3 separate regions of the Homo sapiens genome follow, and all the other regions are linked to region 2. A link is a contact called in ENCODE Hi-C or POLR2A ChIA-PET data. All regions are on one chromosome and are shown on one strand. Each heading gives the region's core, a stretch centred on a gene start or an enhancer-like site at or near the end of the contact. The rest is flanking DNA. Distances are from core to core; before and after follow the strand shown. Region 1 has its middle 31 kb from the start of TMSB4X. Region 2 overlaps GLRA2 (glycine receptor alpha 2). Region 3 holds the start of TCEANC (transcription elongation factor A N-terminal and central domain containing).

The links. Hi-C counts contacts between places; a loop is a spot of excess contacts on that map. ChIA-PET counts read pairs that join two places held with the same protein, here RNA polymerase II (POLR2A). Pooled maps may share reads with other maps.
Region 1: a loop to region 2 is called in a map with no recorded cell type, with 6 times the contacts of the local background. The contact joins two enhancer-like sites. A Hi-C loop is called at or near these places in 2 of 37 single-sample maps with no recorded cell type and 1 of 50 pooled maps.
Region 3: a pooled map shows a loop between it and region 2 (7-fold over the local background). The contact joins the promoter of TCEANC here to the enhancer-like site in region 2. A Hi-C loop is called at or near these places in 1 of 37 single-sample maps with no recorded cell type and 3 of 50 pooled maps. POLR2A ChIA-PET finds 5 or more read pairs at or near these places in 1 of 52 experiments (WTC11).

The regions. Positions count from the first base shown.
Region 1 is chrX:13,004,685-13,007,608 of GRCh38, reverse strand. No RefSeq gene overlaps it. Among named protein-coding and RNA genes, the nearest start is that of TMSB4X, 31 kb to the right of the region's middle. RefSeq lists enhancers at 1,458-1,507, 2,841-2,900. Within about 2 kb of position 1,433, at least 11 of the 41 ENCODE cell types and tissues checked have a DNase peak (open chromatin) inside an H3K27ac peak, as active enhancers do.
Region 2 is chrX:14,671,833-14,674,969 of GRCh38, reverse strand. All of the region lies in intron 7 of GLRA2 (glycine receptor alpha 2), which reads right to left. Among named protein-coding and RNA genes, the nearest start is that of GLRA2, 140 kb to the right of the region's middle. RefSeq lists enhancers at 849-1,143, 587-1,786. Within about 2 kb of position 1,614, at least 2 of the 41 ENCODE cell types and tissues checked have a DNase peak (open chromatin) inside an H3K27ac peak, as active enhancers do.
Region 3 is chrX:13,651,754-13,654,674 of GRCh38, reverse strand. It overlaps TCEANC (transcription elongation factor A N-terminal and central domain containing), which reads right to left and starts at 1,534. Exons shown (of 5, transcript NM_001297563.2): 1 at 1,487-1,534. LOC107985657 (a long non-coding RNA gene) reads left to right here and starts at 1,236. Exons shown (of 1, transcript NR_171573.1): 1 at 1,236-2,178. RefSeq lists enhancers at 1,312-1,401, 1,662-1,851 and a silencer at 1,422-1,733.

The sequences.
Region 1 (2,924 bases), core at 184-2,683, 1.7 Mb after region 2:
TCCATGCCACCCCTTTCTAAATGTTAGTGACTATTACTGCTGCCACAAGCTGATATGCGAATGGTGTTGGACAATTCATTTTGTACTCATAAGAAAATCAGTATCAATTGATTGCAAGGGGAAAAAATGCTAGACTTCAAATTCCTACTGCAGCAACCCATTTCCAAGTGCGGGTGTCGAGATGGGAGAAAAGAGGGCTTGTCTTGGGTCAGGAGAGCTGGGTTTCATTCCCAGTGGGTGCCTAGCCAGCTGGGAGACCCTGGGCAGTCATGTCTTCCTTTAGTGCCTCAGTTTCTTCATCTGCACAGAGGGAGAATGGAAACTAGACTTAATGGTATTTACAATCATGACCTACAACATAGCATGGACCCTCCACCCTCCCATTTCTTCTCTAATCCTTTTATCCTATTTCACTTTTCTCTAAAATGCTTAGCAATACACTTGCCACATTATATATTTATTTGTTTTTTTGCACTAAAATGCAAGCTTCATGAGCCACTGCATCCAGCCTGATAATGTTTTTAAATTTGCTGTATGCATCACATCCCCTTTCCTTGTTTATCATTCTCTGAGAAACAAATGTTCTCCAGGGGTTCCGTATTTTAAAAGGAAACTAATTTTTCCTCATCCCTCAAAAAATTCGAGGAAAGCTGGGAGAAGGCATTCATAGGCAGATAAGTAACAACTTATTTCCAAAAACTAGATGCAAAGGCTGCAGGCCTACAAAATGTTGTCTTTTATAGACTCCTCACTTTTATAAGATGCAAAAAAAAAAAAAATCAGAGGAATAGCTTGTAACAAATGGTTACAACTATGGAAATACAGGAATGGCCAAAAAAAGGCAAAATTCCACTATAATAGTGTCATGTGCTTTTCCTCATTGGTTCCTCCTATTTAAACCCTTAGCATGTCTCTCCATCTTCTCTTACCCTCTCAAGCTACATTTCAGATGGCCCCAACTCCCTGATTTGTTTTCACATATCATTTAAGGGCTAGCAGGGCAAAACCTTCTGAAAAGTCATGCAGATGATCATTTGCCTGGCACGCTTTTTTTTAAGTCAGGACTCAAATGAATTGAAAAGTTGCAAACATATTATTTGCAGGCAATGTGCTCAGACCCCCTTGCCTCGATAGTGGGCTGCATGAAGCAGTGGTGGTGCACCATCATCCACCATTTCTGGTGCCAAGTTTTGTCTCGTGTCCAGCTGAAATGTTAGTCATCTTATAGAGCTGCTTGGAAGATGCTATTACATGTAAGTCCCAGCAGTTTTTTCCTCTCAGTACTAGCTTTTTGTGAACGTCATGAGACTGGGAGAAAATCTCTCTGCCAACAAGTGCTCAGTAAAAACCTCCATCCCAGAAATTACCCTGATATATGCAAGTGTGGCAGCGTGAGAGGCAAGTGGGTTGGCAAAGGGCCACGTGGATTCACATGCCACTACCTTCTATTTCCCTTTGTTCAGCTGTGCTGTTCGCACAGGGTGGTGGGTTCTCTCTCTCTTTTTCTTTTTTCTCCTTACTCTTAGCTTTTCTTTCTCTCTCTTTCTTTCTTTTCTTTCTTTCTTTCTTTCTTTCTCTCTCTCTCTCTCTCTCCCTCTTTCTTTCTTTCTTTTTTTTGGCAGTTGAGCTTTGAGCAGTGATGCGTTTTGTTTCAAAAGAGAATCACCAACAGAAAGGGATTGCTCATTGCTCATCTAACTTCAGGGCTCTCTTCTTGTAGAATGCTTCTGCCCACTCACTGTTTCATATGAGAAAGCATTTAAATTCAAAACTCACAAAGTCAGAACTGAAAGTATGTGGGTTTCAGTTCTCCTTATCCGTTTTCCCTTCTTTAAAAACTAAGGAGCCCTATTTGGAGATGTGCGTGCCTGCCAGGAATGAGGTGTGGGGCTCTAGGGTGCTGCGCTGGAACCCATGATGACATGGTTGGCCTATTCATCATAGACCTTTAGAAATGGAAAGAACCAGAAAAGGGCCTGGAAAGAACCTAATTCAATTATTAGGAAGAACCGAATTCATTACTTTTAATGGCAAAAACTGCAATTACTTTTGCCCCAATTTAATACATCATTTTACAAATGAGAAAATCAAAGCCAGAGAGAATGACCTGTCCAAAGTCACATGGCTAATTAGACCCTGTATCACATGTAGACCCTTGTATCTTGGCTGCATTTGGGTGTAGTTGCCAATGTATGTTTGAACTTGGATCTACAACTCCTCAGCAAAGTCAGAGAATCATGCAATTAAAAAAAAAAATGGAGCTAACAGCAAGTCCCAGCATCTCCCCTTAGTTTTGAAGAAGGCAGCATAAACCAGGATCTAGACCCAAAGCAGAGGTCTTGGTAGTTTTTACATGAAGAAACTCATGTGATTCCCAACCAATTCTATGCAACCACAGTTAAAGTGATTTATCTTCAACATCTGGCAACCTAAAGAACTGAAGTAGAGATGACGTTGGGAAGCTGAGTTCCAGGAACATTTTTGTCATGGAGGTAAGGTTCCTGGGTCATCATGAATTAGATGAAAAAGCTCCTTATAACTGGCCACAAAGAAGGCATCAATGACTTTACTAGGTGAAAATGTGGACTAGTGTTTGGATTTTCAAAACAAGCTGATATCAGCCACATGTAAGACCAAAGCAATAGTCACAAAGAAATCCAAAGGACAGCCTCTGGGCTGAGAATTAATAGATCCTTTTCAACAATTTTTACGATAACTTGTTGACAAGATGATTGTATAGACTATGATGAAAAGACATGAGAAAAAACAATTTGCAAGTAAGACTGAAGTACAGGTGGAAAAGGTGGTTAATGGGGTCATCTTTTTGCCCCTGGCCCTTCTAGCAGCCAATGGGTCAGGGCTGGACCCTTTATCCATCCAATCAAGAGGCCATAATGTTCCTCTCTGGAGCAGCAGAGAACTGA
Region 2 (3,137 bases), core at 365-2,864:
GGAATAAGGGGGAAGTGGGGATTCGGAACAAATTGCCCACTGGTGGAAAAACAATCTCAATGAAGAAAAGACCCAATTGGGTGATCTCAGTATTGGAAAGACAACAATGGGCTTTGGGGAGATGATGAGATGATGCTTCACTTAATAAATGTTTGTGTAGTCAGAGAGTGTGTGTGTTTGTGTGTGTGTGCATGGGAGAGAGAGAGAGAAAAGGAGAAAGAAAGAGAAGAGAAAAACTGGGAGACTATGAAGATATGGAAGAAAGAAAAAAAAGGAAAAATAATGAATATTTTTGAAGCTAGACCAACTTGGATTTGAATCCTAGGTGAATGACCAATGAATTTGGAAAAATTACTTAACCTTTTTGAATCTTGATTTCTTCATATCAAAGTAGGGGCCCACACATTCCAGTTTCATGGGGTCATTGAAGGATTGAATAAGATACTTTATATAAAACTTAACACTCATTTGGCAGATTGTAGATTCTCAGACACATTGGCTTGTAAGGGATGAGCCCCTGAAGACACTGCATAATTCAAAACTTGCATAATTCAAGGCAGTTTTCCCCACAGGAATAATGTAAAGTAAAATATCTTGTATTTGATGTTTTGTGCATGGACTAAGACTTTGTTAGTATTTTTATATTGCTTTGCTTTAAATTCACATAATCTAAGTTCACATAAATGGAACTTCATTGCAGTGAGCACTCCTGTATATCATGGGGACTGATATATGCTGTTACAAAAAGAAAACAGAACAAAATCACCACCACCACTATCATCAACAAAAAGCTTACACCACCACCATTCTATGAGTTATCTCCATTATAAGGATAAGGAAGCTGAGTTCACTCATTAACTTTACCAAGATCACACAGCAAAAGAATAGTTGAGCTGCGATTTGCATTAAATCTGGCTTGACTCCAAATTCTGTGCTTTTCTGCCTCACTGACCCCTGTGGGAACCTCCCTCTCTGGCGATGAGTCAGAAGAATTACTCACAGACTGTGCTTACACCAGATGACAACATCTGATGTGGAAAAGAGGTGAGAAGGTACATGCAGTGGGACTGGCAAGCAAGAAACAACAGTAGCACTGTCACACCTGCAGCCATGGACATACTGTGAAGATAAGTGTTCATAGATGGCAGATAACCGCAATCTTCATTTGTTTTCTCAGTCAGCAATTAGTGCCTCGACTACTTGTATACTATTTGTGCATTTACTCCCTACCCTAACCCAGGTTCAAAATTCATACTTACAAGCAAGGAAATAAAAGAGGGAAGTTTAATAACTGTTATTTGGAAAGGCCTTGGAATGGTGGGTAAGGTTTATAGTGATGGGTAGAGGAATATGGAAGAGCTGACAGGTCTCCACTCCCTGGACTGAGCTTGTTGGTTTATGATTTCCAAGTTGCCTATGCCTCCTATAGTGGGATGAGGAGCCAAATCAGGAAGGAAGCAGTGGCCAAACCTTTCACCCCTGACCATTTCTCAAACTCAGAACCTTACCAGAGTGAGTGGGTGTACCTGTGTTAAGTGACTATGTGCAGATGCGTCATCATCTCATAACAATTATGGATGATGTACTCCTGAGATGAACAGTGGGTAAGATATGTAGGGAATGGGTGATTCTGGAGTACAAAATAGAGGCAGTCTTAGAAGCCCAGTTCAAGTTGCAGTGATGGAGAAATCATTTCCTCAGAATACCTAGAATCTTGTGATAACTCCAGGATACAAAGAGGCCCCTTCTGGTGCTGAACTTCTCCACCAATGCACCTGAACCCTCTGAGCACTGTGATGCTACATCCTGGGGATGAGAACAGGGATTCCTTTAGTGGAGGGCCATAGAGTATTTAATATATGAGAGTATAGTGTGAAATATGAATTTCAATTGAATGGTAGAGTCAGTGGTAGCCGAGAAGCTTTCCGACCCAGACTCTGGCTTGTGGACTGATTTAGTGTCAGCTCTGTACTTTAATGTGAGCTCACAGTGGAGGCTGCAGATCATCAAGGATGTCTCGATAGGAGCCAACTTGCCAGACACCTTCCCTTCTTGGCATGGCACTCTGGGCGCTCAAGCCTAGTGTGTTCTAACCTAAAGCTCTTGAAGTTAATCAGCTACCTACTGTTTCATACTATTCAAAGTGAAACTGAAATGGAAAAATTCCAGGCATCCACCACGCTCCAGGTTCCATGTGGGGAGGAGAAAACAAGAAAAGGAGCTACAGGTCAGTCAAAGGTTTGTAATTAATGTGGTTCAAAAGCTTCTGGCTGGGCTGTTGATCTCACTTTTTGTTAGTTATAAATTACCAAAGATTATGTCTCTACTGTATCCACTTCCTATAGTTGAGCAGCATTTTGATACAAGTCAGCTCCATTCCTTTCTCTTTAACAAAAAAACCAGAAGCACAAATCACCCATTAATAGTTAAATACCTATTTGCAATAGATACTAGCCTACAGGAGTCTGTAATGATTAAAAAGAAATCCTACTGCCTCTTGAGTAAAATGACATAAGTAGATGTGTAAGCTCTTTGAAGAAATAAAAGGCCATGCCATCAGATAGCATTATTATTTTTCAATATGGAAGTGTACAGAATGCTTAAAAGATAAAGTGTAAGTGTGAAAATATTTTGGTTGGGCTCATTGAGTGCCTCAGTTTCTAACATATCAGTTGCATACATCTGCTTCAGAAAGTTTAGATCAATCTCAGCCCCTTGGCGGAAATCAATCCAGTATGACTATCTAAAGTAAGAGAAAGCAGCAAGGCTGTGTTAGAGAGAGCCATGAGAAGATGCCAAAAATGTGGACCTCAGCTTTGCCACTGGCTCACATTGCAAATTTGGGCACATTATCTCACGATTTGGGGTCTCACACTCCCACTTGGGATATAAAAGGATCGGGCTGATAATTTTCAAGGGTTCTGCTATTCTAAGATTCTGTGACTCAAGGGAAATAAAAAGTGATGAGAGAGGAAACCACATCAATAGCAGTATGGGTTCCCAATGTCAAGGTGATCAGAGCTGTGAGTCCCAGTAACAGCCTTCAGGCCCTCTACTCTGCATTCTTAGCACTTTCAGTATCATCTGATAATGTCTATTCATTGAATGCCTCTATGTGCCAGGCAAGACTTGCCTAA
Region 3 (2,921 bases), core at 285-2,784, 1.0 Mb after region 2:
ATGGGAGAAATCCAACATCCTAGGATTAATGAGAATTAAATGAAAGTCTTGATAAAGTGCTTTGAACTATGGCTGTCACACAGTAAGTGTGAATAATAGGATGTGAATCTACAATTAAAAGGCTTAAAAATATCTACCAAACCAGGCATTGTTCTACAGCAGGGGGTCAGCACACTTTTTCTGTTAAAGATCAGAAGGTATATATTCTAGGCTTTGTAGGCCATACAATCTCTATGGACTACTCAACTCTGCTGCTATTGTAGCAGCAACAGCAGATACAGAAAATAACATAAATGGATAGGCATGATCTTGCTCTGGTAACACTTGTTTACAAAAACAGGCAGGCTGGATTTGGCTGCAGGCCATAGTTTGTTGACCCTTTTCTAGAGCAGGGCTGTGCAACATATATATAACATGTAAACCACAAATATGATTTAAAATTTTCCAGTAGTCATGTTAAAAAATAAAAATTGGTGAAATTAATTATACATTTTATTTAACCCAGTGTATCCAGAATAGTCATTTCAACATGTGATTAATATAAACAAATTGAGATATTTTACATTCTTTTTCATGCTAATTCTCGAAAATTCACTGTGTCTTACACTTACAGCACATCTCAATTCGGACTAGCCACATTTCAAGTGATCAAGCCTTATGTAACTAATGGCTATCATTATTGGGACGCCACGGTTCTAGAACTGATGCTAATATGGATAATGCTTGCTTAGGTGCATACCTATACCAAAAAGTGTATACAGTGCCAGGAAAAGTAGGCACGAAATATGGTATTGGATCCATATAAAAACTTATAAAGATTAGCTAATATTATAGTAAGCAAGGTGCACACATCTGCACAAAAATGGCCTAAACCCTGAGAAGAACGAGAGGAAAGGTCTGGAAACAATGTTTCCAGAAGTTTGTAACAAGTCAAAAATAACCTAGATCTGTTCAGATCTTTAGATCTCTTTAAAGCCTAAAGAGAAACTGTAACTTTCTAGCCCTAACCCACTTAACAGCTCCCCAGCTTCACAGGGAGCCCCGCCCTCTATGGAGAGAAACGATGCCAAATGTTGGCAGCGGTGTAGCGGTTACTGAACAGCCACTCAGCACTGCACTAGGACCATTTCCCTTAATGGTGACCCCTAGTAAAGGTGCAGCGAGAGGAAGGGACCAGCCCAACTGCCCGGTCTAGCCCGGGTTCGAGTTCCGGTGGGTGGGGTCGAGCAACATGCAAAGCCTGCCGCTAATCATCTTGGGATGACGGCCCGGCACCCAGCACACAAACAGCGACAGTCCCGAGGGTTCAGCCCACTCTGGCGACCTCGACAGTCGGAGAGGAAGGGGCGGGGGTGCGAGCACCTTCGGATCTACGCCGCCCAGGGCGCACCGGAAAGCTGCCGCGAGCCGGGGTGGGCTTCCGCTGGGAATAAGGGCTCGCCTTTTTGCGGGACACAGGCCCTGGCAAACCTGAAGCATGACTCACCGAAAAGCGCAGGCGCAGTTCCGGAGCCTTCAGCCGCCCAGTGCCCACGGAGAACTTCCGATCACCGGGACTGGGACAACGTCAAGGCTCAGCCAATCCAAGCCCACAGGCCGGCGCACGTGGTCCTGGGACCCAGTGCATGCGCGCTAGGGAAATGGCTGCCGTGGGACTGCGCTCGCGCGGCTTCCTAGAGGAGGAGCCATGGCCCCGCCCCGGGCCCGAGAGAAAGAAACTGCACTTTCGTTTTTTAGCAGCAAAGTTTGTTGATGTACTTTACAACTTATCTTTTCTGCTTCTACTCAGGACAGTCAAGACAGTGCTCAGCTAGATGTTCACATAACTGTAGACATAAATGTGAATCTATTTAACGCAGTAATTAATTCAAAAAGTGTTTTTAGCATCCTAGCATGCATCAGTTGATATGAAAGTAGTAAATGTTAATTGAGTGGTCTTGTGCATCCTGGACTTCTCATCTGTGCATATTCTCATTCTTTGCCTGCAAAGGGCCAGTAAAAGCACAGTGATGGTTGAACGAATGTGACAGCCTCCTTTGCTGATGCCTTACCCCAAGGTAATTTGGGGAAAGGTTCAGGGAAACAGAGTATCCAATCCAATACTCTGGACTGGGTGCTGGCAGGAAGGAGGGCGATTGTATGATTAAGTATCATAATAAATCTTACCTAAAAGGAGGGGAGACAAGACCAGTGACTCATTAACTGGGATAGGGGATGTTTGGTCATTTTTGTGGTTTGGACAATGTTTACGTTTTTTCAGCATTCCCACGTGATTACGAAGGAGTCTTGTTTTTGTCTTGATCCATCTGGTCAAAGAGTGGCCACGTCTGATGGTGTTCTGTGAAGTATTTATGTTCCACGCAGCACCAAGGCCCAGCTGTGACTGCCGGGGCAGCTCAGAGCTGTCAGGGGTTACTTTTTTCTTGCTGTCTATTATAGGGCTAAAATGTTTAAGGATTATATAATACCTTTTTAAAGAAAAAATTATTTGGCTGGGCGTGGTGGCTCATGCCTGTAATCCCAGCACTTTGGGAGGTCGAGGCAGGCGGATCATGAGGTCAGGAGATCGAGACCATCCTGGCTAACACGGTGAAACCCCGTCTCTACTAAAAATACAAAAAATTAGCCAGGCGTGGTGGCACGTGCTTGTAATCCCAGCTACTTGGGAGGCTGAGGCAGGAGAATCGCTTGAACCCGGGAGGCGGAGGTTGCAGTGAGCTGAGATCGAGCCATTGCACTCCAGCCTAGCGACAGAGCAAGACTTGGTCTCAAAAAAAAAAAATTATTTAATGACACTTGTCACTTGTTAAAGCATGGTAAGGAAGACTTTATTCAGGACCATTGAGATAGACATAGGTACCACTGCAACAGGGTCTTGCAGTGGGGAAGAGAGATTGGGCTCAACTTCAATTGTAGCATGG